Regions from separate parts of the Homo sapiens genome. Here region 1 is linked to region 2. Evidence: chromatin loops called from intact Hi-C (ENCODE). Cell type or tissue: B cell. All regions are shown on one strand. Links, peaks and the distances in the headings refer to the core of each region. The heading gives the core; the rest is flanking DNA. Region 1 holds the start of RBM3 (RNA binding motif protein 3). Region 2 holds the start of ELK1 (ETS transcription factor ELK1).

The links. Hi-C counts contacts between places; a loop is a spot of excess contacts. Peaks named below come from ENCODE experiments on the same cell type or tissue, not always from the same donor. Only the 100,000 strongest peaks of a DNase experiment are listed, where the experiment ranks them.
Region 1: a loop joins it to region 2, with 6 times the contacts of the local background. A loop is called at or near these places in 3 of 110 quality-filtered maps.

Annotation. Positions count from the first base shown.
Region 1 is chrX:48,569,149-48,580,293 of GRCh38, reverse strand. It overlaps RBM3 (RNA binding motif protein 3), which reads right to left and starts at 5,810. Exons shown (of 7, transcript NM_006743.5): 1 at 5,721-5,810; 2 at 5,011-5,126; 3 at 4,627-4,733; 4 at 3,875-3,980; 5 at 3,690-3,786; 6 at 3,185-3,268; 7 at 1-2,829. The coding sequence starts at 5,113. The coding sequence ends at 3,208. RefSeq lists a silencer at 1,516-1,725, enhancers at 5,483-5,752, 4,736-5,935 and a cis regulatory region at 5,692-6,677. In B cell, for the core only: a CTCF peak has its summit at 5,280; DNase peaks (open chromatin) are centred at 5,383 and 5,923; H3K4me3 peaks cover 1,745 bases; H3K27ac peaks cover 2,383 bases.
Region 2 is chrX:47,647,503-47,658,311 of GRCh38, reverse strand. It overlaps ELK1 (ETS transcription factor ELK1), which reads left to right and starts at 7,749. Exons shown (of 7, transcript NM_001114123.3): 1 at 7,749-7,889; 2 at 8,286-8,391. UXT (ubiquitously expressed prefoldin like chaperone) reads left to right here. Exons shown (of 7, transcript NM_004182.4): 3 at 449-530; 4 at 673-740; 5 at 1,022-1,129; 6 at 6,168-6,231; 7 at 6,417-6,516. The coding sequence ends at 6,470. RefSeq lists a silencer at 7,565-7,974 and a cis regulatory region at 7,306-8,286. In B cell, for the core only: no CTCF peak of the experiment used is centred there; a DNase peak (open chromatin) is centred at 7,511; H3K4me3 peaks cover 1,554 bases; H3K27ac peaks cover 1,594 bases.

The DNA.
Region 1 (11,145 bases), core at 2,057-10,056, 920 kb before region 2:
GATTTCTGCCTAGGTGGGATAGGAGGGGTTGGGCTTAGGACTTGAAAGCCTAATTGAAAACCAAAAGCCAATCTCTTAATTTATTCTGGCCCTTGACAAGAGATTTGGTGAATGGTTCAGAAAGATTTTTGGTACAGACAAGTTCCAGGGCTTGAAAGTGAAAAGTAGTTACAGGCCATGTGTTTGGTCTTTGCAGGTCTTGGGATACATGTTCTCAAGGTACCTTGAGTGTTTGGGGGGTTTCTAGCCTCAGTGGGTTCTTGACAAATGTGCATCAGTTGGATGCTGAAGACAAACCAAAGTAGGAGACCAACAAGCACTTTAAGGGTGGTCGGGGGTTGACCTCAAATCTGGAACTTTATTCATCACAGACTATGGCACTATAGAGAACTGTGGGCTCTCTTCCTTAGAGCAGATAGACAGCCAGAGACTGGGACTCCCTGGGCTGGATGATCACAAAGCACATTGTAAACACAGCAGAGCAGAGCAGGTTTAGAGTTGTTATACAAATAAATTTTGGTCTTCATTGATTCCACTTAGGAACATTTTGTTGCAGGAATATTACTGATTATGGATCCTACCTCAGCTGACACTGGGGGTGAGAGGTACATTGCCATCCTGAGAGACAGGGAGCAGAGGACCCCCTCCAATCCCCCGACCTACAAGGCATTCACAGCAGTCCTCCTGCCAATTCTCACTGCCTTAGCTCCCTAAAGGCCCAGAATAAGATGCGTCCTCAGACCAAGTATCCACCTGGTGGGGTTAGCCACAATGCCCCATAGCCTGGGCCTGGCTTAGTGGGTGAGGTGGAAGTTCCCAAGTCTCCATCCACCTGCCAAAGCAAATTCATGACTGTTTGGGTTACAGGAAGAAGGGATATTGGGGCCTGTCCCAACTAGCTGGGAAACTCAGGAGGCAGGCCTCCAGGACTGGAACTAATAATACAGGGTTCCACAACGCACCAGCAAGGGAATAGGCAGCTCAGGACAATAATGTCCTGGAGTTTGCAACCTGGTGGTAACTTAGCTCAGTATTAGCCAGGTGAAAGCCATGAATACAACAGATTTTTCTGTTCCAAACTAGAACCAATGGAGGGATAACACCCATGGGGCCTCAATACAGCCACTAGAAAGAACCATGACTAAAGGGAGCAGAACTGAGGAACTAAGACCAGCTAGAATTACAAAATTACCACTTTACCACCCAAGACACACACACACCAAAAAAGATCAAATCCCCGTGACTGAGAGCTTTGCCAACTCTTCTCAGTGGCTTTATATGCCAATTAACCTAACCCTCCACAGAAAATGTAAAATGGCATAAGGCTGAAATTAAATGACTCACCTGAGGTCAAATACCTGGGAAGTAGAAGAGCCCCTACATAAATCCTGGAATCTGAGCTCTTAGCATTGTTTTCAAACCAGGCCTCTCTCATGGCCCTCATACACAAAGATGAGTTCAGTGCATCTCTGCCCAACCCCCATCATTTCAGGGGAAGGAATGAACTGGTACCACTATTTATGATAGGGATTAGCTCACGCCATGAGATTAGGTGCTTATGTTCTCAGAACAATGGGACTAAGATAAGAGACCAGTTAAGGAAACCCAATTCCAGCAGGCCTCAGGCCTCAATGTACACCTAACCCTCTGGCAGTCCCTGCCCACCCACCAACCAAATATTCTCCAAGCCTCCCTCTCGTTGATGTGCCATTTTTTTTTTTTTGAGACAGAGTCTTGCTGTCACCTAGGCTGGAGTGCAGTGGCACAATCTCAGCTCACTGCAACTTCCGCCTCCTGGGTTCAAGCAATTCTCCTGCCTCAGCCTCCCGAGTAGCTGGGATTACATGCACCCGCCACCACGCCCCGCTAACTTTTGTATTTTTAGTAGAGATGGGGTTTTGCCCTGTTGGCCAGGCTGGTCTCGAACTCCTGACCTCAGGTGATCCGCCCACCTCTGCCCCCACTTTTAATTTGCAAAATGGGCTGAGTAAGAATAAAGCAGTTTGTTCTCAGGTTTCATCTTTTTAATAAGCTCTGTGAAAGACATCCTAAGCACTGTATGAGACACAACAGAATATTTTTTCTTCCAGTATTAAAAAAAAAAAGACATTTGCAAACATTTTAAAGCCAACTCTTCTATATAATCAGTTTGATGATCTGAATTAGAAAATACCGCTGGATAATCATGTTCTTGATACACATTTCCTTTTTTTTTGAGATGGAGTCTCGCTGTTGCCCAGGCTGGAGTACAGTGGCGCGATCTTAGCTCACTGCAACCTCCGCCTCCCGGGTTCAAGCGATTCTCCTGCCTCAGCCTCCCAAGTCACTGGGATTACAGGCGTACACCACCATGCCAGGCTAATTTTTTTATGTTTAGTACAGATGGGGTTTCACCATGTTGGTCAGGCTGGCTTGATGCACATTTCTTATAGGTACATTGGGAAATTGCTTCCTAACCACAATAAACACTGTGTACAGGTTTTTAAAATGTCCCTGGATACACATTAATTTTTTGAAGTCAGTCTGGCCAAACTTGCCAGAACCAATTATTGCTAGCTCCAATAAACCTAAGAGCTCAAACTAAAAAACTGGTAAAAAGAAAAATACTCAGGTTCTACAAACGTCCCATAATTTGTCTTTAAATAGGCAGAAAAAATTTAAAAAAAAAGATGGAACTGTCTAAAAGGTCTTCAGCTACCTTGGCAGGTCAATTTAAAAACAAAAGGTTGATATACTATAAAATAAGATGCTTCGGTGCAGCTCCAAAAACCTTTATAAATACAGCCATTTGGAAGGACGATCCTGGATCAGAAATTATTCCTTGTGTATCTGGGAACAGCAAGAGGGGGAGAATTGTGATGTCATGAAGTAACAGCTGACAACATGCTCACCTCCTAGAGCTGATGAAGATGCTGAGGGTTGGACAACAGGGACACACCTTCATTTCCTCCATCCCACACAAGAGTAGAAGATTATAGGAGATGGGTTTTCAGATCCCACCCCCTAGCAAACTTGCTCTGATATGCACCTGAGAGCAAGGAAGGCCTAGCTAGGAATGTTTGGTAGGTTGGCTGGGTGAGGTATGAGGGCAGCAGAAATGCAGAGCAGTCTTGCCAGAAAAGGTGAGAGGGTCATGACAGAGTGTGACAAACAGGTTCACTCAATGCCGATATCCAAGTCTCACCTATATTATGTGCATGTCTCATTTCAGTTGTCATAATTGTCTCTGTAATTTCCTCCTGAGTAGCGGTCATAACCACCCTGGTTTCTGGGGGGGAAAAAAAACACACAAAAGTTTTCTGGTACTGCATTATATATACCACTGTAATTATATGCGTCACATTTTACAGTATGGGTCATAACATAAACCTTACGTATCAAAAACAGGATATGTTAAGCATATGAGTATCACAGTAAACAGTTTTATGGCATACGATTTATACGCAGTATATTAAATCATATTACATGTTAAAGCAATATAGTTATATAACCCACACAGCACAACATATATAGTATACTTTACCATGTCGCAACTATATGACTACACAATTAACTTAAAATGCTAAATTTCATACTCATTTTAGGTACACATTAGTAACAGCAAGGTGTGGTATGCATGAACACCCAGGCGCTGAGTTCTTAAGGAGAGGGAAGCAATAGGAGAACATCCCAGCCCTTTGGCTACCCACCTGCCATTATAGTCTCTGGAACGTCCATATCCATATCCATACCCTCCAGGTCGACTGTCATAATACCTGCCACTCCCATAGCCCTGGTCCCCACCACCTAGAGCAGAAAAATATTTAAATGGCAGTTGTCCACACATAGGCAACTCTCCCTCTCACCCCATGATCAAAACGATCACTGCACTCACCTCTAGAGTAGCTGCGACCACGCCCATGGGCCCCAAAGCCACCTCCTCTGGTTCCCCGAGCAGACTTGCCTGCATGATCCACACGGATCTGACGACCATCCAGAGACTAAGTGTGGGAGACACAAGGATGATGGGTTGGCAGTCAGTCAGGGCAATGGTGAGGGAAGAGCAGGCAAGGGTAAGTGGGCAAAAGAGGCCAAAAATTCCTGCTGGGCACCAGGTTCTGGGTGCCATGTTCCAGAATAAGCTCCTTTACCCCAGAATGGCTTCATCAGGAGCTATAGAATCCCACACAAAATGACCTGAATGCACCATGTTCCCCTTGCTACTACTTACATCTTGACTGAACTCAGGCTGAGTTCTCCTCCCCACTCCTCTAAGCTGCCCGACTATCAGGGCTAGACAGACACCTCTCTTGGTTTGAGGCTTCAGAGTCCATGTCAGAAGACTCACGAGGTCCTCTCCGGGCCAGGCCCACAGGTCTGCAGACTCTACTACCTAAGCCCAAGGCAGGTCAACCATCCACAGGTGGCTTCTCGGCCTCATGCAGGACCAGTCGTCGCCTCCCAGGCGGCCAGGCTCTGTCTGCCGCTGCCCTCCACCCCCTAGAACAAAAGGCAGTCATGCTCCTGTGAGTGGGCACTGCGGGGCTTGGTGGCCACGCTGCCCCGAGCAGACACAGAGGGAAAAACAAAAAGAATGAAGGAAGCCGCAGATGGGGACAAGGTCCCTCTGCAGATAGGAGGCCCCACCTCTCCGTTCATGGCTCTCATGGCAACTGAAGCATGCTCTGGGTTGGTGAAGGTGATGAAACCAAAACCCCTGGACCGCTGAGTCTCCCGGTCCTTGACAACGACCACTGTGAGAGGGAGAGAAGATGGAGCAATGTGGACCAGTCAGTACCCCAAAGGTTAAGTAGCAAAGGGTGGCCGGAAAAGGAGATGGCATAGGTAGGGAAAACGGAGCGCTCCCACTAATCCCAAAGACGCTTCCCCTCATCCTTAGTCTACACCATAGGCTTAGGAAGAAAAAGAATTTGGAGGCGTGGGTCCTAACTTTTCAGTTAATACTCCTTGAAATGCAAGGATCCCAGACTTTCTCTCACCAACCCCCATTGTGAGTATGGCCCGTCTCACCCTCAGAGATAGGTCCGAAACTGCTGAAGTGGTCTTCCAGTGCCTGCTCGTCGGTGTTAAAGTTGAGCCCTCCCACGAAGAGCTTTCCTTCTTCAGAGGACATGGCAGTTCAAGTCCTGTGGGAAGAACATGAAGAATGGTGGCAGGAAGGAGAAAGAAAATGGAGATGTGAGAAAATAGCGAGACGGAAAGCAGAGAAAAAGCACAGAAAATAGACAAGAAAGAGGAACAAAATATGGGTAACTACAGAAAAGCTGAGAAAGGCGGCCAATAAGGTGGTAATCTGAGGAGCTGGCTCAGCGCAGCCACCATTAGGGGGCCACATTGCGCATGCTCTCACATTCATAGCCGCCACGCCCGTCATTTTGTGCCACTGCGCAAGCCCAGAACATCCCTGCGTTCCCTTAACGCCGGCAGAACAAGATGGCGGCGGCCACGTGGGATAAGGAAAGTAAGTGTCGGCTGTCGCGTGGTCACTGCCACCACCGACGCCACCAGTCCCTCCCGGTAGGCCTCACACTCAGATACAGCGCGCCGGCCTCCCACCAACCGAAATGTTTCACCTCCAAGCACGGGACCCGCCCGTCCCAGAGAAAGCCAAGCCTACGTGTCAGTGGCCATTACTCTCCCCACTCGCTATTCCCCGGTCACGGCCGGCGCGGCGCGTGTGTGGCGAGGAGCCGCCGTTTCGCAGGACATATGCAACTTACCTGGAAATTAAAACGTAAAAAACCCGGACGAACAGCGAGCTCGGAGGAGCACAAAAAACAGGGACGGGGCTGCGCCGGAAGACGATTGATAAAGAGTACGTAGCGAGAACGTCCCGGAACGTTCCCCTTGCGCGTCCCGGCGTGCGTGCTGATTGGCTGAGGCCAGCAGGAGCGGAGTGGTGGGGAGAGGAAGGGACAGCAAAGCGAAGGGAGCAGTGTTCTCCGCGAAATGGGGTGTTTCCGGAAATGGGGTGTTTCCGGAAATGGGGTCGACTTTTGAACAGCTGGTGCACCCTAAACGTCAGCATCCCCCCCACAACCGGCTGAGCTGCCTTTATCCCTTCCACAAAGGAACCTTCTCAATCTCATACTACTTGCTGTCCCTGACATCATCCTCCCGTCCTTGCCATCATTTCCCCCGCTGGATCGGATGTCTTCCTCACCATCGTAGTCGTCTTCCTCTAGGTCCCTGCCATTCTCTGATGTTAACCTCCTTCACCTTCTAGTTCTTTAACCTCATACCCTTTAAAGGCCTGACATTTTATCCCCCACCGTCACTGATGTCATCACCCTTCACAGTCCATGATGTCAGACCCAACGTTTTAAGGTTTGACCCTGACTCCTACTCTTTCTCCTCTGTGCTCAACATCTAGCCGCCTGTCATGGGACCCTTTTCCCTGGCGTCATTCCATCTCATCTCTGACTTCAGCCCTCACCCTTGTCTGACTGCTGGCGTGAAGCCAGCCCCTTAATTTTCTCACCAATAGACTGCCTGAGATGGCTTTTACAAAACAGGATGCTGGCCGGGCGCGGTGGCTCACGCCTGTATTCCCAGCACTTTGGGAGGCCAAAGCGGGCGGTTCACGAGTTCAGGAGTTCGAGACCTGCATGGCCAACATGGTGAAACCCCATCTCTACTAAAAATACAAAAAAAAAAAAAAAAAAAAAAAAAGAAAAAAAAAATTAGCTGGGTGTGGTGGCACGTGCCTGTAGTCCCACCTACTCGGGAGGCTGAGGCTGGAAAATCGCTTGAACCCGGGAGGCGGAGGTTGCAGTGAGCCGAGACCACGCCATTGCACTCCAGCCTGGGTGAAAACAAAACAAAACAAAAGAGGATGCTACGATCTTCAGAGGTTGTAAATCCCAATCCATAGAGCAATTTTTGCTCTCTTCGAAAGTAACTGAGCCCTTGCCGGGCGCAGTGGCTCATGCCTGTAATCCCAGCACTTTGGGAGGCCGAAGTGGGCAGATCACAAGGTCAGGAGTTCAAGACTACCCTGGCCAATATGGTGAAACCCTGTCTCTACTAACAATACAAAAAAAAAAAAAAATTAGCCGGGCGTGGTGGTAGGCACCTGTAGTCCCAGCTACTCAGGAGGCTGAGGCGGGATAATCGCTTGAACCCGGGAGGTGGAGGTTGCAGTGAGCTGAGATCATGCCACTGCACTCCAGCTTGGGCGACAGAGCAAGACTCAGTCTCAAAAAAAAAAAAAAAGTAACTGAGCCCTTGATTCACAGAAGGGACTTTCGCAATACACAATAGACTTATCCCAATCAAGTAGTGTCTGAGCCCACTGTTCACAATTTAGTCTTCAGTGTCTTGGCCACCTTTACAATAAATGGATTTGACAGATTTTTCACTTCTGAGCGCCACATCAACGAAGAATAAGTTAGTTTGCCCTCAGAGGCTAAATTTCTTATCCATAGAATGAATTTGCCCAACACAGACCAAATTTGCTAACATACAGAATACAGTACATCCATATTCCTGTTGGGGTAATTCCCATATTTATCTTCCTGTTATTGTCAGGGATTCCTCACATAGTCTAATTATTAATCCCTTAGGTGTTGGAAATAGCCTCTCCAGCTCTGGCATTTGTGTTATTAACTTTGTAAGCAGTAAACTTAGTTGAATAAAGATCCATAATTTTGATATAATCATTTTTCCCCCTATGTTCTGTGCTTTTTTCTGAGACGGAGTCTCACTCTGTCGCTCAGGCTGGAGTGCAGTGGCATGATCTCAGCTCACTGCAACCTCCGCCTCCCAGGTTCAAGTGATTCTCCTGCTTTAGTCTCCTGAGTAGCTGGGATTACGGGCATGTGCCACTATGCCCAGCTAATTTTTGTATTTTTAGTAGAGATGAGGTTTCACCATGTTGTTCAGGCTGTTCTCAAACTCCTGACTTCATGATCCGCCTGCCTCGGCCTCCCAAAGTGCTGGGATTACAGGCGTGAGCCACCACGCCCGGCCTGGTCTGTGCTTTTAAAGAAATCATTCTCTTTCCCAGGTCACAAAATGTTCCCCTACAGTTTCTTTCTTTCTTTCTTTTTTTTTTTTTTTGACAGAGTTTCGCTCTTGTTGCCCAGGCTGGAGTGCAATGGCACTATCTCGGCTCACTGCAACCTCCGCCTCCTGGGTTCAAGCAATTCTCCTGCCTCAGCCTGCTGCGTAGCTAGGATTACAGGTGTGTGCCACCACACCTGGCTAATTTTTGCATTTTTAGTAGAGACAGGTTTTTGCCATGTTGGCCAGGCTGGTCTTGAACTCCTGGCCTCAAGTGATTCGCCTGCCTCGGCCTCCCAAAGTGCTGGGATTACAGGCATGAGCCACCGCACCCGGCCACATTTAGGTCTTTAATCCATGTAGAGTTCGTCCTTGTATATGGTGTGAGATAGAGCTCCAATTTTATTTTTCTCTGTGTCATGAGCCAGATGCCCCATCACCATCTATTAAGCAATCTGTCCCATCCCTGTGTGTGTTTTACCACCTCTATCATGTATCAAGTTCCATAGATATATGGGTCTGTCTCTGAGGTGGTTTGTTGCTGGTTTTGTTGTTATTGTTGTTTTTAAGAGATGAGCCCAGGCTGACTCCTGGCCTCAAGCATTCTCCCCAACTCAGCCTCCTGAGTAACTGGGATTACAGGGGAGCACTATTGTACCTGACTTCTGAGCTTTTTTTTTTTTTTTGACAGAGTCTCACTCTGTCGCCAGGCTGGAGTGCAGTGGCGCGATCTTGGCTCACTGCAACCTCCGCCTCCTGGGTTCAAGTGATTTTCCTGCCTCAGCCTCCTGAGTAGCTGGGACTACAGGCGCGTGCAACCACGCCCAGCTAATTTTTGTATTTTTAGTAGAGATGGGGTTTCACCATGTTGGCCAGGATGGTCTTTTTTTTTGAGACGGAGTCTCGCTCTGTCGCTCAGGCTGGAGTGCAGTGGCGCGATCTCGGCTCACTGTAAGCTCTGCCTTCCAGGTTCACGCCTCAGCCTCCCGAGTAGCTGGGACTACAGGCGCCTGCTACCGCACCCAGCCAATTTTTTTTTTTTGTATTTTTTAGTAGAGGCGGGGTTTCACCGTGGTCTGGATCTCCTGACCTTGTGATCTGCCCACCTCGGCCTCCAAAAGTGCTGGTATTACAGGTGTGAGCCACCGTGCCCGGCCTTCTCTTCTAATTGGTCTACTTCTTAGCTCTTGGGCCAATATAGGTTTGTTGTTGTTTTTTTTTTCCCTTTTATTACTAACACCTTTAATATGTCTTAATATCTAGTGGGCAAATCCCCATCATAACGCTTTCTTTGAAGGCTGTCTTAACTGTCCATGATTCATTACTATTCTAAATTCTAATGTAAGTGTATTGCAGTTCTAACAAAAAGAAGTAATGAGGTCAGGCATGGTGGCTCTCGCCCAAATCCCAGCTACCTGGGAGGCTGAGGCAGGAGGATCGCTTGAACCCAGGAGTTGGAGTCTGCAGTGAGCTATGATCGTGCCACTGCACTCCAGCCTGGGCAACAAAGTGAGACCCTGTTTCAAAACATTAAAAAAAAAAGTAATGGAAGTGTTATTGAGAGTGCATTGAATTTTTACATTTTGGGAGAAATAACGTCTTTTTTTTTGAGATGGAGTTTCGCTCTTGTTGCCCAGGCTGGAGTAAAATGGTGCAATCTCGGCTCACTGCAACCTCCGCCTCCCGGGTTCAAGCAATTCTCCTGCTTCAGCCTCCTGGGTAGCTGGAACTACAGGCACCCACCATTATGCTCGGCTAATTTTGTATTTTTAGCAGAGACGGGGTTTGTCTATGTTGGTCAGGCTGGTCTCAAACTCCTGACCTCAGGTGATCCACCCACCTCGGCCTCCCAAAGTGCTGGGATTACAGGTGTGAGCCACCATGCCCGGCCAAAATAACATCTTAATAATATTAACTGTGGAGGTTTTAAGATATGGTCACACTCTGATACTGTACTCGTCAAGAGTTGGAGCCTAACTTCCTTCCACTTGCATGTGTGCTGGACTTAGTGACTCAATTGTAAAGCACAGAATGAGGTGGAAGTGATAGTGTGTCATTTCCAAGACCAGGCTGTAAAAGGCACATCTGCTTCATGCTCTCTGTCACACAGACTGCTCATTATGTGGGACATTAGCTGGTATGTCATGAGCAGCCCTATGGAGGGATCTAGGTGGCAAGAAAGTAAGGCCTCTTGCCAACAGCCATGTGAGCAAGCCTTCTTAAAGGTGGATCCCAGCCTTCAGATAACTGCAGTCCTGGCCAACATCCTGATTGTAGCCTCATGAGAGGCTCTGAGTCAGAACCACCCAGTTAAGCCACTCTCAGAATCCTGACTCTCCAAAACCATGTGAAATAATAAATGTGTATTGTTTTAGCCACTAAGTTTTGGGATAATTTGTTAAAAATAACTTATATATTACCAAAATCTTTCCAGCAAAGAGCATAAAATGTCTCTCTTTTATTCAGATCAATTTCTATTGTTAGAGTTTAAATTCTTTAAAATAGAGGTCTCTTGTATTAAATTCATTCCTACTTTTTTTTTTTGTTGGTTATTGCTGCTATACAGAAATGCTTTTGATTTTTACAGGTTGATGTTGATTTTGTATTGGGAAACCTTGCTGAACCCCTTTTTTTTTTTTTAAGATGGAGTTTTACTATTGTTGCCAAGGCTGGAGTGCAGTGGTGCGATCTCGGCTCACTGCAAACTCCACCTCCCGGGTTCCAAGTGATTCTCCTGCCTCAGCCTCCTGAGTAGCTGGGATTACAGGCACGTGCCACCACGCCCAGCTAATTTTTTGTATTTTTAGTAGAGATGGGGTTTCCTCATGTTGGCCATGCTGATCTCGAACTCCTGACCTCAGGTGATCCATCCGCCTCAGCCTCCCAAAGTGCAGGGATTACAGGTGTGAGCCACCACGCCTGGCTGCTGAACTCTCTTATTAGTCCTATTAGTTGTTTTTGTCATTCTGTTTGTTCTTTTTTTTTTTTTTTTTGAGATGGAGTCTCGCTCTGTCACCCAGGCTGGAGTGCAGTGGCACAATCTTGGCTCACCGCAAGCTCCACCTCCCGGGTTCACACCATTCTCCTGCCTTAGCCTCCTGAGTAGCTGGGACTACAGGTGCCCGCCACCACACTTGGCTA
Region 2 (10,809 bases), core at 2,790-10,789:
GGCCTATGAGCATCCTAAAAGGGATGGAGGATTTTTCTAGGGTGAGGATGGGACATTATGATTGGAGTTCAGTATTGGGAGTATAATAATAGTAATTATAACTAACATGTATATAGAGAGTTTACCATTTGATAAGCATTATTCTAGATGCTTTGTAGTAAACGCTCATTTAATCCTAATGACTCTACAAGGTAATACTGTCATCTGTATTTTATAAATGGGGAAACTGAGTCCCAAACAGGTTATTTACTTGCCAAAGTCACACATCTATAAAGGATAGAGCCCAGATCCAAACCCAGGCAGTCTGACCCAGAGCCGAAAATTAACTTATGCACTAAAAAGCCTTTTCAGTGTATGGTGACATGAGAGTCTCAGAGGGTCATGATATGAGGTATACTAGGAGGAATGGGGCTGCCTATTGGTCACCATTGTACTTTCGTCCCATCAGAAAGGTGCTGGACCATCGAGACAAGGTATATGAGCAGCTGGCCAAATACCTTCAACTGAGAAATGTCATTGAGCGACTCCAGGTAAAGACTATGGGATTGGGTACCATTTTTTTGGTATGTGTGGGCAAGGGAGGGAAATGGGAAGAGAGACTCCAGACCCAACCCTGTCACCTGACCTAAGAGTTCACCACTGACCCCTACCTCTTTTTCCCTGGCCCCACAGGAAGCTAAGCACTCGGAGTTATATATGCAGGTGGATTTGGGCTGTAACTTCTTCGTTGACACAGTGGTGTGAGTGTCTACCCGCCCCTCTGAGCCCACAGGGTTCAGCTTACCCCTTCCCTCATGCAACTTATATTTTTTTGAGTATCTTCTATGTACCAGGCACTATGCGAGGTTTTATATCCCAGTAGGATATAAGCTAGGTGCTGGGGATGTGACAGTGAATAAAATAGGACAAAATCCCTGCCTTCCCAGAGCCTCAATTTGGGGAAGGGTGGGGAGCAAAACATAAACTATGCTAAACAGTGATAAGGACTTCTCCCCACTTCCTCTAACCTCTCTTTCCTCAGCCCAGATACTTCACGCATCTATGTGGCCCTGGGATATGGTTTTTTCCTGGAGTTGACACTGGCAGAAGCTCTCAAGTTCATTGATCGTAAGAGCTCTCTCCTCACAGAGTAAGTCCATTCCATGAGGATAGTGTGTAAAAACACCACCATTTCCAACACTCTTCTCCCTTTACCCATGGCTGCCTGGAATGATACTTAAGGACTCATCTCCCCTCCTCTTCAGAGCTGGGGCTGAAGAAATGGGGTTGCAAAGCCCATGTGTAGCACATAATAAGCACTCAAAAAATGATCTTTGTATTGTTCATTCACGCAAACATTTATTGGGCATCTTCTGTATGCCAGGCACTGTGCTTAGCAGTGGGAATGCAGCAGTGAACAAGACAGAAGAGTTCCTTGAAGGCTTACAATCTAGAAGGACTATACTGTTATACATAAATACAATTATGACCAGATCCATGAGGTCTCAGCCTGTTAGAATTGGTAACAAGAAAACTAGTTACCTATGATTTCACTTCCTGCTAATTTTACTATTCATTCACTGTGTTCCTGCCACACTCACCTTCACATGCTTCTTTCAACACCCCAAGAATGATCCCACCCCAGGGATATTGCTGTAGCTGTTCTCTCTGCCTGCACTGCTCTTTCCCCCAGTACCCACATGGCTTCCTTTCTCCTCACTCACTCGTCTTGCTTAAATGTCACTTCCTCAACAAGGCCCTCTGTAACCTAACTTTCAAATTACAGCCCCTGGCATGCTTGATTCCCCTCCTTCTACTTTTTTTCTACTAACACTTATCACCCCCTAATATTTACTATGTAATTTCTTTCTCATGTTGTCTCCTCCAATTAGAATGTAAGTTTTACAAAGGGGGAGATTTGGTTTATTCCCTTATACCCAGGTGACTAGAGTAGTACAAGCATATAGTAGACACTCTGTGTTTTTGTTTTTAAGAGATGGTGTCTCGCTGTGTTGCCCAGGCTGGAATGCAGTGACTGTTTACAGCTGCGATCATAGCATACTACATCCTCAAACTCCTGGGCTCAAGCAATCCCCTTGCTTCAGCCTGCCAAGTAACTGGGACTACAGGCGCACTGCTGTACCCGGCTTTGTGTTTGTTGAAATAATTTGAAAGGGTATGCTGGAAGCATATTAAAGTGGTTATTGAAGCAGATCTGTGTTGGGGGTGATGGGGAGAGAAAATGTGGGCTCCAGTTGAGTTTAAGGCAGGAGTGTCCAATCTTTTGGTTTCCGTGGGCCACATTGGGAGATTTGTCTTGGGCCATACATAAAATACACTAATGCTAATGATAGCTGATGAGCTAAAATAAAAAAGTTGCAAAAAAAAATCACATAATGTTTTAAGAAAGTTTATGAATTTGTGTTGGGCTGCATTCAAAGCCGTCCTGGACCGCATGTGGCCCACTGGTTGCAGGTTGGACAAGCTTGATTTACGGTTTTGTGCAGGGAAGGGCAGTTGGGAGCATAGATGAGGGATTTGAAATGTAGCTAGGGAAGGCCTCCCAGAGGAAGGGACATTTGAATCATTTGACTGAGTGACAAAGCCATGGGGCTATCTGGCGAAGAGCATTCCTGGCAAGAGGAATAGTGTGCCTGGTATGCTAGTGAAACTACCAAGAGAGGTGAGCTTGGTTTCAATGGAATGAGCATGGGGGCACTGAGCAATACACTTAGATTAACAACATCTCACAAGTGTGAGTACCATTGATTTAAACTTCTTTGTTGGTTGTGTTTTGTGTTTATGTCTGTTCTACATTCATTTTTTCCAGAGTTGCCTCCCTTAGAGTTTCAGTAATTTTTATCTTTTCAAACCTTTCCAGCCATGGGAAGGACTAGCAGGTGCTAGTGGACCCAAAAGAACCTCAGACCTGCTGAGATTTCTGATTCTTGGTGTTCAGACCAATTAGCAAATAGTTTAATTAAACGGCCTGCTTTCATGGTCAACACAATTCTGAACTGGTGGTCATTTAGACCAAGTCCACTTTGTTTTTGAGACGGAATTTTGCTCTTGTCGCCCAGGCTGGAGTGCAGTGGTGCGATCTTGGCTCACTGCAACCTCTGCCTCCTGGGCTTAAGGGATTCTCCTGCCTCAGCCTCCCAAGTAGCTGGGACTACAGGCACCCACCACCACTCCCGACTAATTTTTGTATTTTTAGTAGAGACAGGGTTTTGCCATGTTGGCCAGGCTGGTCTCAAACTCCGACCTCAGATGATCTGCCCACCTCAGCCTCCCTAAGTGCTGGGATTGCAGGTGTGAGCTACCGCGCCCAGCTAAAGTCTAGTTTGTATAAGAAGGCTTTCCTTGTTATGTCACAGGATTCCTGAGCCTATCAAATAGATTTTAATGTTTTGAGACTCCACGTACTTCCCCAAAATGAAGTATTTAAATTGTCAGTGCCTGCCCCCTTGCCTGGTCTTTTTGATGTACTGACCTGGTCTGTTAGTGTGATGAAAAATATGGTTGAGTCTTACTGCTTTATTGTAATTAGTAGGACTGTCTAGAAGTTTAATTTTTCTAAGAGATGAAGATTTGAGTCTATGTAGCTGGCTGTCCTTTAAAAATATTTGGTTACTTGGGATATACTTTGAACTAACTTTCTGGTCATTTTATGTGATCAAAAGTGTCAGTTCTTCCTGTTCTTAGTATATTTCTTTGTTTGGGAAGTGGAAGGGATGAAATCTCTATATTCTTTCCTGATGACACAGAAAGGAGTACACATCCACATCTCATGAATAGACATGTAATTATAGAAGAAACAGCCTAACGGCCGGGCGCGGTGGCTCACACCTGTAATCCCAGCACTTTGGGAGGCCGAGGTGGGTGGATCACGAGGTCAGGAGTTCAAGACCAGCCTGTCCAAGATAGTGAAACCCCGTCTCTACTAAAAATACAAAAAATTAGCCGGGAACGGTGGCAGGCGCCTGTAATCCCAGCTACTTAGGAGGCTGAGGCAGGAGAATCGCTTGAACTCGGAGGGTGGAGGTTGCAGTGAGCCGAGATCACGCCACTGCACTCCAGCCTGGGCGACACAGTGAGACTCCATCTCAAAAAAAAAAAAAAAAGCATAACCATATGACTATTCACACTGCCTTACATACTAAATCAGTAGTAATTTGCTTCTCACATAGCAAATAAAAATAAATCAGCAGTAATAAACATATCCCTTTTGTGTTACAGCTAGCATTTGGTGAACTCTGTATTTTTCTCCCTTTTAAAGTGTTGAACTCATAGGTTTTCATAAGGTAAGCTTACACCATTAACTAATTTTGTTCTCTTTTTTGATGTTAAAATTGTCCCTTAGGAGCTGATCAGGTTCATTCTTCTGTTCTTTAAGCATTACCCCCAGAATATTCTTGAAAGTATTCTTGCTCTCTGGCAACAACACCCATACTTCATTTATTTCCTGTCCCTAAACATACACTCAGCCAACCTCAGGTTCCTTTTAATGGAGTAGTCACTTATTCATTCAACATACGTTGGGTGCCTCCTCTGTGCCACACACTGTTCTGGTCCCTGGGGATAGAGCAGGAAACAAAAAAAAACAAAATCTGCCCTCATACAGCTGACATTCTAGTCAGGGGAGACAAACAATAAACAAATGAATGATGTAGTATGTCAGATGTTGACAGTGCTATGGAGAAAGCATATCATGGAGATCAGAAGCATTACCTGCAATGGAACAGTCATGATTTTAAGAAGAATGGCTGACTGGATGTGAAGTGTGAGAGAGAGGAGCCCAGGTTTTTGGCTGAGCAACTGGAGGGATGGAGTTGCCATTATCTGAGATGGAGAAGTTAGGGGAGGAGTAGATTTGGAGGGGAAGGTCAGGAATTTAGTCTGGAACCTGTTAAGTATGAGGCACTTATTAAACACTGAAGTGGATTTTTAGAAGATGTCATTAAAACTAGTCAAGTTCAGGAGAGAGTTCTGGGCTAGAAATAAAAATGTGGGAGATATTGGTATATACATGGGTTCATACTACTTTTTTTTCCAATTTAACATCCTATCTTATTGCTCTCTGCTTTTCCAACAGTATTTAGTTTCATTTACCCCTCAAACTGACTCCTACATTGACAGCACAATAAAATCCACATTCCTTATTATATTAAGACCCTGTGTGATCTAACCTCTTCCTATCTCTTGGACCTTGTCTTAGGCCACTTTCCCTCCCCACTCAATTTCTAACACTCTGACCTCACTGCTTCTCAAACAGCTCTTTGTTGCCTCTTGTCCTTTTTGTGGAAAAGGCCTTCCTACTGCTTAACCATTAGGCATTCTTCGATTCCTTCTCATTCTTCATTCTTGAGAAAGGCCTTCCTTGACCCTTTATATCAATTAGGATTCTTTTGGGCGAGATCTGATCCAAACTGGCTTAGAGAAAAGGAGTCAACTGACTGGTTCATGTAATTCAACCTCCTTCCTCTGCTGCAACCTTCCCTTGGCTCCCATCTCACTTAAGGTCAAAGCCAGGGTCCTTACCATGGCCTTGTAGGCTTCACACAGTTTGTCTCCCTCATTACCTCTCTGACCTCACCTCTTACATTCCCCCTTCACTTATTCTTCTCCAGCCAGAGTGGCCTCTTTGCTGCACCTCAAACATGCCAGGCACACTCCCACCTCAGTGCCTTTGTGTTTGCTGCCCCTTGTGTGTGGAACACATCCTCCATATAGCCACACTACTCAAAATTCACTGTCTTTAAGTCTTTACTCAAATGCTTCTCCGTGAAGCCATCCCTGAGCCCTCTTTAAAATTGCAGCCCCCCACTCCTGTACTCCTTATTGTCTCTCATTTTTAATTTTTGTTATTGTAGTTAGAACCATCTGACACATAGCTTTTATTCCATTGGTTTTTTGTTATGTCTTTCTTTACAAGAATTTGAAGTCCATCAGGCCGGGAGTTTTGTTTGTTGTGTTTGCTGCTATCTCCCAGTGCCTAAAATTGCCTGGCATACAGTAGGCATTTAATAATCTTTGAATCAGTGAAAACCAGATGGTGGCTTGGCATTTCCACATAGGAATGAGCCAGGTGGAAATCATCCAGGATATAAGTAGATCTTGAAGTGATAAGGAAGGGTCATCATAATCATGTGGGGCCCATTTTGCCCTTTCTTGTTTCTTTTCTCTAGGCTCAGCAACAGCCTCACCAAGGACTCCATGAATATCAAAGCCCATATCCACATGTTGCTAGAGGTGAGAGCAGCTCACCCCACTACCAGACTCTGTGTTTAGGGTGGTGACCTGAAGAAGGAAGAGAGCGAAAGAAGGGAAGGACCATCTTTCCCTCTAAACTGGAGTCAAGGGAGGGAGGTCAGAGCAAGCCTGGGGGCGTAACCCAGACCCAGTCTTTGTTCAATCTCTTCTGTCCTCTTTTTCAGGGGCTTAGAGAACTACAAGGCCTGCAGAATTTCCCAGAGAAGCCTCACCATTGACTTCTTCCCCCCATCCTCAGACATTAAAGAGCCTGAATGCCTTTGAGTCACATGGCCCTTCTTTTTCCCCATAAACCCTGCTAGTTGCCACGGGGGCCTGTTCCTAGGGCACAAAGTTACTGAGAGACCCAGAGATCCAGTCTCTCTGTGGAACCTCCAAAATGCCCCAGCAGTCCTGCCTCCAGCCTGTTGCCTGGCAGTATTTGCCAGTTGACCTTATGCACTGCCCTCTCTTCTGTCATCTTGGCAACCTGGGCCCCCCACCTCACCCTTTCTTCCATTCCTTTTCCTAGACGCCACCCTTTGAATTGCCATAGAGAATGGGCCAATTCATGGTGGAGGTTTGTTCATTCCCACAACAATCAAAGGGCCCTAAGGTTTACGCTTTCACACACCCAATCATTCCCCAGGTACCCCAAATTACACCCAAACCCTAACTCAGCCCTACCTTGTCTTAGCCCCTGCTTGTAAGTGTTCCAGCTTCCAATGGGCACAGACCTGGATCCCGCTCTCCCTAGTCGGGCCCCTATTCTAGGTTGAGTCCAGCCACCGCCAATCAATGCAGAGCCAGGTTCCTCCCCTTTTTAACTCTGGCCGCAGTTCAACCCTGCCCTCTGAAAGCATTTCGTTTCTGCCACTCAATGCTCTTTCGTGTGCCTGACAGCCATCCTGCCCTCCTACCTCCGCTGTGTTCTAAATTCGTCTTTACCCAGCTCTATGGTCTTGTCTAACCGTAGAGCTGCCCTGCCCGCCTACGCGGAGCCCAGTCCGACCCACTCCCGCCGGCTGCTACGCCCATTTCTATACAAGCCCTGCTTCCGCTGAGCAGCATGGCGTGCGACACCGCCCCCTTGGTGTTTTGGCAGGGGTCTAGAAGTCCCTCGTCCGCCAATCAGAGAAAAACAGGGCCACCCACCCCCGTCCTTGGGGGCTGTCTTCCATCAATCCCATGTAAGCCAATCAGTGTGAGGCAGACCCCCGCCCCCCCGACACAGGCCCCGAGCCTTTTCAGTTGCTCACAGTCCGTCAGTCCTTGAGCCAATCGGCGTGGAGCACCGTGAAGGCCGAACGCGCCTCCTCGGGACTCCAGGGGCCGTGAGCGTTCCATCATTTCCCCTTACGCCAATCACGGCACAGCTCTGTAGGGAAGGGCCCGTCCCCCAACCCCTCGAGGCCTTGCGGCCGATTAATAGCGCTTTGGCCAATCAGCGAGCGGCGGGACATTGGGCTCCTCCTCCTCGGGCCCACGTGAGCTGTAGGGAAACGCAGGGGCGGCTTCTAGGTGCTGCCGCCGCCACCGCCACCACCACCTCCACCGCCGCCTCGGAACCCAGGCCTGGGGGGCGGTGGGGCCGCGTATGGAGCCCCCGCCCCCCGGAGCTGCCAACATTGCCAACGCCACCGCCACGCTACACACAGGTGAGCTCTGGGCCTGGAGGGTGGAGGGCCCAGTCCGTGACCCCACGTATCCTTCCCGCCCCCGCGCAGAGGATGTGGCTTGGCCGGTGGCCTGCTGGTGTTCGACTCCCCGCCGCCACCACCACGGCTGGTGGACCTGCGTGTGGCATTGCTCAAGCCCTTCGTCCCTTATAGTGGATCTGACCGTGGCCTAACCTCCCCCTCCCGTTGTATAATGGATCGGTCTGCGTGCTTATGTTTTTCCCCACGCCAACTTAGGGTGGACTCGTCCATAGGCTTTCCCCCTACCCCTACCCCCACCCGCCCCCCACCCACCCCCACTTATAGGGAGCTAGCCTGTGACAGTGTTCAGCCCCCTTAATAGTAGGTGTATCTGAGTGTTTGGATTTCTCCTAGCCTCAACTTTCAGGAGACCCGTCCGTGGCCTTATTTATTCCACCCTTCCTGTACATCGTAGCGAATCAATCCGTGGCGCCGCACTCCTCCGCATCCCTCTTTAACAGTGAGTCTACCTGAGTTTGTATTCCTGCCTCCTCCAGTCCCCCAATGCATCAGTCCATGGCTTTTTTCAAAACCACCCCCCCCCCCCACCACCACCACCACCATTTTATAGTGGATCAGTCTTCATGTTTGGATTCACGTCCCTTTAGCTATCAGTCCATTGCCCTGTCTCCTCTTTTTCGTAGACTGTCGCTCTAGCGCTTGGGGTTCTCTCCTTTTTAATAGTGGGTTAGTTTAGTGCTTTACATCTCCCTATTTTCAGTAGCTCAGTCCATAGCCTTTTCCCTCTCTGCTTTGAATCAGTCTGTGTGATGGCTTTTCTCTCCTCTCACTGTGGTGCAGGAGTCTGTAAGGTTTTCTGCTCCCCTTCCCCTCAGACGATGAGCCTCATCACCCCTCCCTTTGCAGTGGATCTGTTCATTGGCCTTCCTCCCCCACACCCCTGTATGCTTGCACAGTCCCCCGCATACCCTCCCGTGAGTCCAGTGCTTTGTAATTGGGGGAAGATCGGCCGTGTACTTTCAATTTCCTTCTCTTTTTTTTTCCCTTCCCAGAAGAGAACGTGCTGATCCTCTTTTCCTTGTGATGGAGCACTGTACGGCCTTCCCTGTCCTCCACCTCTTAATAGTGGGTCAGCCTGGTCACACTCGTAACCACAAAGACGTTCTGCCTCACTACAATAAGTGAATACATTAGCGCCAGTGATGATAGTAATGCCAATAGGAGCTAGCGTTTATTGAGCACCTGCCGTATATCAGGCAGAGTGTTTCATATGAATGAGTTCCTTTAATCCTCACCACAACCCCATGAGATAGGTAGTGAGGGAATTGGGCCATAGGGAGGTTAAATTCCTTACTCAAAGGTGGCCCAGGAAGTACTCAGGACACAGGATAATTTTTGAGGCTCCCCTCTTAGATCTCATCCCACCCCACGTGAGGCCTCAGTCCTTAAAAACCAAATTAGTTCTCACCTCCAAGCTTTTGTTCTTGCTGTTCCCTCTGCCTGCAGAGCAGTCTTCATTCCTCACCTTCTCTCAGCACCCACCCACCCCCCAATCCCAGCAGCTGTGTGACCTTAGATGAGTGATTTAACCACTTCCTCTCTGTGCCTTTTTCTTCATTTGTGAAATGGGGGATCAGAACTAGAATCCCTTCCAGTGTAAATAAATATTAACTGTGAATTAATGGTAAAACAAGTAACCTTTCTAGCATTACCGCCTATACCTTCCCACCCCCTTACTGTGCTCCAACCACACTGGTTCCACCACACAGCTCCTCAAACATAGCAGGCATGGGCCAGCCTCAGGGCCTTTGCATTGGCTGTTCTTTGTGCCTTGAACACCACCCCCAGATCTCTGCATGGTTCCTTTCAGCACTCTGTTCAAATACCAACCCCCAAAGGATGTTTACCACACTGTGGTGTGTGGAATGCAGTATAAAAAGATACATGTATGAAAGATGTTTCTAAGAATGCCAGTTTATATATGAGTAAGGGTTTTCCTCCTTTTCAAAAGGATGTGTTCACAAGACTGAGGTACGTAATATGCTCTGTAAAGGCATAGGTATAAAAGCTGTTTCTAAGAGTGCTAGTTGTATATGTGAATAAGGACTGTGTTGTTGCATTGAAAGAATGTGTTCACAAAACTGTGGTGTGTAGCTGGGCACAGGGGTGTGCACTTATAGTCCCAGCTACTCGGGAGGCTGAGGTGGGAGGATAGCTTGAGCCCAGGAGTTCCAGGCCAGCCTGGGCAATATAGCGAGATCCCTTTTTCTGAAAAAAAAAAACCCAAAAAACAACCACTGTGGTGTGTGTAATACACTCTCTTAAAGGCACAGGCGTAAAAGATGTTTCTAAGAGTGATTTGATTTTGTTGTACCTGGGTAGTGTTATTTCATTAAAGGTTGATTGTCACACCATGGTACTTAGAATATACTATACAAAGGCACATGTATAAAAAAGAAGTTCCTAACAATGCTACTTGTAAAAACAAAAAAAGTCAACCCCTCCCTGACCATCTGAAGCTGCACACCCAGCAGGGCTCAAGCCAGGTCCCTGATTTGTCCCGTTGCCCTTTATCACTGTCTGACACACTGTGTGGGTTACTTGTTTGTTGTCTGTCTCTCCTCATTAGAATGTGAGTCCCATGAGGACTCAGTTTTTGTCTGCTCATTCACCGCTATGTCTCCAGCAACTGAAAATGTACCAGGTAAACAGCAGATGCTCAATAAGAATTTATCCCATGAATAAATGGGAAAAAGATAATTTGAGACACCAGTGTAGGGGTCACATGAGGAAGAAGAAGGGATATGAGAGCTAATTAGTTGGGACTGTTCCTGCAACCAACCTTTACTGAGCCCCTTGTGAGTACCAGGCACTCTTCTAGGTGCTGGAATATGGCAAGGAACGAAACAGGGCGAAA